Linked DNA regions of Homo sapiens: region 1 is linked to region 2. The links are chromatin contacts, found by Hi-C in ENCODE. All regions are on one chromosome and are shown on one strand. The core of a region is the stretch at or near the end of the contact, and the rest is flanking DNA. Distances in the headings are between cores, read along the strand shown. Region 1 holds the start of P2RY8 (P2Y receptor family member 8). Region 2 has its middle 19 kb from the start of CSF2RA.

Region 1 (2,700 bases), core at 23-2,522, 290 kb after region 2:
CAAGGAATTGGGGTTTCTAAGCGGACCTGTACAAATGAGGTCTGAGGTGGCCGTGAGACCCGGGTCTGGGGTCTCCCTGGCACCGAGGGGGTGACGAGGGGCCACCGTGCTCATCCAGGCACCCATAGGGCTTTAAAACCCGTTTAATTTATGCTTACTCTTCCATTATTGGAACGCTAAGCATTTGGGAGTTATTTATATCCCACGGCTCAAGGTCATCGCCAAGGTCTCATTGCAAACATTGAAAAAACTGCAATCTCAGGCGTAAATGGGTTACGTGCAGCAGCCGCAGCTGCTTACCCTCTCTAAGGTTAACCTCAAGAGAGGCGCATTTCATGGAATGAGTTTTTTTTTGTTTTTTTTTTTCTAAACAGAGTCTCGCTCTGTCGCCCAGGCTGGAGTGCAGTGGCGTGATCTCTGCTCACTGCAAGCTCCACCTCCAGGGATCATGCCATTCTCCTGCCTCAGCCTCCCGAGTAGCTGGGACCGCAGGCGCCCACCACCAAGCCCAGCTAATTTTTGTATTTTTAGTAGAGACGGGGTTTCACCGTGTTAGCCAGGATGGTCTCGAACTCCTGACCTCAGATGATCCACCCACCTCGGTCCCCCAAAGTGCTGGGATTACAGGCACCTGCCACCACGCCTGGCTAATTTTTGTATTTTTAGTAGAGACGGGGTTTCACCGTGTTAGCCAGGATGGTCTCGAACTCCTGACCTCGTGATCCGCCCACCTCGGCCTCTGAAAGTTCATGGAATGAGTTATTAAAGGAAGGGTGGCTTGCAGCCCTGGAAAATTTGAGCATTTCTCCCCTAAGTGACGAAGCGGCTGTGCAAAGTCTTCCTCCCAGGAAATTTGCACTCCTGGTCTGCTCTAGCGTGAGGAGAACACGCCTCATGGAGTTTGCACCGTCTTCCCCCATGTTCTCACCGTACACGGACCCTCCCAGCGACCCTGTCTTCTCCCTTGACAGTGCAGGACAAGCATAAAAGTCCAGCTCGGCGGCTCACCTGTGCAGAAGCAGCGGCAGAAGTAGCAGGTGAGAGCTCAGAGGGTCTCCAGGTAACAGGATGCAACGCTTAAGTCGACGGCCGTGCCTCAGAGCCCGGGACTCGGGGGGCCAGCCACCAGCTTGCAAGCCGTGGTCACTCAAAGTGCTTGAGAAGGTGTTCGTGGGCGGCAGACGGCTGCCCTTCCAGTTCCATCTGTCCAGCAACCTTGCAAAGGCGGCCGCTTCGCTGGGTGGCCCACCGGCTGGCACGACTGTCTCCGAATGCAAATTCTGCAAACTCCACCTCCCAGCGCACCACCACGGTTGCGACTCAGGCTTAGGTGGAAAGGAAGTGTGTTGTGACATTTCCTCTGTAACTGTCTGAACACTCATGTGCAGGGCTGAGCCCACTGGAGTAACGTCGCTGTGTCTCTGGGCAGCACCGTTAACCGCCCACCTCCCTATCACTGGCTCGCAGGGGGCCCTACTCTTAAGAGAACCCTGAGAGTGAGGAAAAGAGGGAGAATGATTTTTCTAAATTTTGTAACCAGCAGTGAAGAGCCGTGGCATGCTCCAGAACCGATTCCTGTTTCTTCTGAAATAACAAAACAAAACAAAGAAAGAACAGAACACGTTTCCTTTTAGACTCTAAAGCTGTGCTCATTGCGACATCTCTTGGTACACAGCCAGACTGTGACAAGCGAACAGACCTTGGGCACTGATCATTCCGGCTCTCACAGTTGGTCACGGGCGCTGCAGGCTCATATCCTCAACATCCCATGGGGGATCGGCCAGTTTCAGGAATGAGAACCAGGTTTCCGAGCTCTGGTATCCTTGCTTGTGAGGAGCAACGGTTGGTTCTTGTCACTCGTGGGAGGAGGTTGAGAGGGAAGGATCTGTCACTGAGAAAGAATGAATGAATATTGAACCACTGCTCAGGGAAAAGACATGGTAGAATCAATCCCTCAAGCCAGGCTGGGTGTGGTGGCTCACGCCTGTAGTCCCAGCACTTTGGGAGGCCAAGGCGGGTGGATCACTTCAGGTCAGGAGTTTGAGACCAGCCTGGCCAACATGGCGAAATCCCGTCCCTACTAAAAACACAAAAATTAGCTGGGTGTGGTGGTGGACACCTGTAGTCCCAGCTACTGGGGAGGCTGAGGCAGGAGAATCACTTGAACCTGGGAGGTGGAGGTTGCAGTGAGCCAAGATCAGGCCATTGCACTCCAGTCTGGGTGACAGTGAGACTGTCCCAAAAAACAAACAAACAAACAAAAAGACCAGGCCTGCTGGCTCACGCCTATAATCCCAGCACTTTGGGAGGCCAAGGCGGGTGGATCACTTGAGGTCAGGAGTTCGAGACCAGCCTGGCCAACATAGCGAAATCCCGTCCCTACTAAAAATACAAAAATTAGCTGGGCATGGTGGTGGATGCCTGTAATCCTAGCTACTGGGGAGGCTGAGGCAGGAGAATCACTTGAACCCGGGAGCTGGAGGTTGCAGTGAGCCAAGATCAGGCCATTGCACTCCAGCCTGGGTAACAGAGTGAGACTGTCTCAAAAAAAAAAAAAAAGTCGAGGCCTGGTGGCTCACACCTGTATTCCCAGCACTTTGAGGTGCCAAGGTGGGCCGGATCACTTGAGGTCAGGAGTTCGAGACCAGCCTGGCCAACATAGCGAAACCTGTCCCTTAAAAATACAAAAATTAGCTAGGC
Region 2 (2,700 bases), core at 124-2,623:
GGGAGGGGAATGGAGGGGGGAGAAGAAAAGAAAAGAGAAGAGGACAGCCTGTATTACCCACTCGTAGAGTTGAGGGGGGAGGGGAGGGGAGGGGAGGGGAGACTAGACGAGAGGAGGGGAGAGGAGAGGAGACGAGAGGAGAGGAGAGGAGACAGCCTGTACTACCCACCCCTTGAGTTGAGGGGTGCCGGAAAACCCCGGACTTTTCTTGTGGAGGTGGAGGGGAGGGATTCCAGGGTTAGTCACAGCTGTCACTTTTCTGCTTCTTGTTTCTGGCAGGGTTCACTGTCCTGGGTGCTTGATTCGTTACTAGCGATCCGGAGAAGAAAGGGTTAAAGGAATCCCTCCCCCACCCCTGGAATCCCTCCCCCACCCCTGGAATTCCAAAGGCGCAGCCAGGCTCGGATTTCCACGCGGGCGGTACTGAATTAACGGCTGGGCCCCGGCGCCTTTCTTTTAACTAATTACATCTGCAAGGGCCTTAATTCCAAACGAGGCGTCATTCCCGGAGACCAGAGGCGTTTGGAACTCAACGTATATACTTTGGGGCCGCGATCGAGGCGCGTCTCCCGTCTTCTGCCTCTGCGTGTCCTCAGCTGCAGAAAGGCCGCCCCTGAGCCTTCGGGTTTTCCTGGGGGGAGAGCTCATGAGGAACCCGTGTATGCCTAGCGTTCCATTATTGGAACGCTAAGCTTGTCTGAAGGCTGAAGGTCATCGCCAAGATCTGGTTTTTTACACCAAAAAAACTTGCAACCTCCGGCATAAATGGGCTTAAAGTGTCCGTGAGAGCTCATTAAACGACAGGCCCCGGGTCCCTGACCCCCCCCCCCACCAAGCCCTTGCTCTGGGACGCGCCTTGGACACGTCTGCAGATTCAGCCCTGGCCGGTTCAGCCCCCAGCGGCTGTCAGCAATGAAAGGGGTCCCAGAAAGGACTGGAAAAAGCAGATCACAACGGGAATCCCGAGGCAAGAATGCAGGAGCCAGGCTATCTGGCAAGCCTCAAATATAGCCAGCAGGTTGTGTTGATCCCGCATCACGGACGCTGTGAGCTGTGGAAGGAGCTTGGGATGAGGATTGCTGGGGATGCCTGCAGCTGTTTCTGCTGGAGCTGCCTCTGGGGCAGGAAGTGTCACGTTGCACCCCAGGAAGGTCTCTGTCCAGCGCAGACCACGTGGCCCTTCCTGGTGCTACTCAAGCCCTGGAGAGAGCCTCTAGGCTATTTGAGGTTCCTGGACTCCAGCTTTAGCCAGAGCCAGCTAGGAGGAGGCTGGGAGCTTGTTAAAGCCTGAAGGTAAGCCGGGTCAGGAAGTTGAGATTTGGAAACAGGCCTGATAGTCTGTGCTTCCTCTTCGGGGAAAAAGAGATGTTACAACGCGCTGGGCTCCACCCTCCCCCGAGAGCTTGCAGATTTCCGGCTTCTGAGGAGCTGCCCTACCACAGCTCCTTCTGTTGCTAGATAAGGGGTTGGGGTCACACCCTCCTCCCTTCTGTGGCTGGAGGGATGGTCTGTGGACAGAAGAATGTGTGGCCACAGGGAAAGTGAGCCAGTATCAGCAGAAAAACAAACTGAGGCTGGCACGGTGGCTCACTCCTGTCATCCCAGCACTTTAAGGCTGAGGTGGGCTGATCACGAGGTCATGAGTTCGAGACCAGCCTGGCCAACACAGTGAAACCCCTTCTCTACTAAAAATACAAAAATTAGCCGGGCATGGCGGTGGGTGCCTGTAATCCCAGCTACTGAGGAGGCTGAGGCAGGAGAATCGCTTGAACCCGGGAGGCGGAAGTTGCAGTGAGCCGAGATCGCACCACTGCCCTCCAGCTTGGATGACAGAGCGAGACTCCATCTCAAGAAAAAAAAGAAAAGGGAAAAGCAAACTGATATTGTCCCCAACATGCAGGATGGGGCATTCTCAACCTCGGCACTGCTGACATTGGGAGCGGGAGGATTCTCTGTGGTGGGGCTGTCCTGGGCACTGGTGGGTGTTGAGCAGCCGTCCTGGGATCCACACACCGGGGGCCAGGAGCAAACTTCCCAGGACTGACACCAAGGGTGTCCACAGATTGTCATTCTCTTGTGATTGTCTCTAGACATTGCCAAGTTTCCCCTGGGGGTAGAATTCTCCCTGGCCTGTGAACCACTGTTATAGATAGATGATACATAGATAGATGATAGCTAGATAGATAGCTAGATAGATAGATAGATAGATAGATAGATAGATAGATAGATAGATAGATGGAGTAGATAGAAAGATAGATAGACAGATAGACAGATAATAGATGGAAGAGAAGATGGACCGATATAATGAGTGATCATTACAGATATGATAGATGATAGGTGATAGGTAGACAGATGATAGATAGATCAATAGATAGATAAAACTTAGATGATAGATATAACAAATGATTATGATAGGTGATAGATACATAGATATCTATATAGATATATAGAGGGAGTAAATAGAAAGACACATAAATAATAGATGGAATAGAAGATCGATTGATATAATAAGTGATCATTATCAATATGATAGATGGTAGGTGATAGACAGATGGTAGACATATAGATAGATAAAACTTAGATGATAGATACAATAAATGATTATGATAGGTGATACATATCTATATAGATAGATATCTATATAGATATAGAGAGAGTAGATACAAAGAGAGACATAGATAATAGATGGAATAGAAGATT

Evidence for each region. Hi-C counts contacts between places; a loop is a spot of excess contacts on that map. Pooled maps may share reads with other maps.
Region 1: a map of CD8-positive, alpha-beta T cell shows a loop between it and region 2 (9-fold over the local background). The contact joins the promoter of P2RY8 here to the enhancer-like site in region 2. A Hi-C loop is called at or near these places in 5 of 168 maps with a recorded cell type or tissue (B cell, CD4-positive, alpha-beta memory T cell, CD8-positive, alpha-beta T cell and 1 more), 18 of 37 single-sample maps with no recorded cell type and 16 of 50 pooled maps.

The regions. Positions count from the first base shown.
Region 1 is chrX:1,535,913-1,538,612 of GRCh38, forward strand. It overlaps P2RY8 (P2Y receptor family member 8), which reads right to left and starts at 1,273. Exons shown (of 2, transcript NM_178129.5): 1 at 1,009-1,273.
Region 2 is chrX:1,248,323-1,251,022 of GRCh38, forward strand. No RefSeq gene overlaps it. Among named protein-coding and RNA genes, the nearest start is that of CSF2RA, 19 kb to the right of the region's middle. RefSeq lists enhancers at 191-707, 209-718. Within about 2 kb of position 1,374, at least 22 of the 41 ENCODE cell types and tissues checked have a DNase peak (open chromatin) inside an H3K27ac peak, as active enhancers do; they include B cell and CD8-positive, alpha-beta T cell, where a contact is called at or near this core.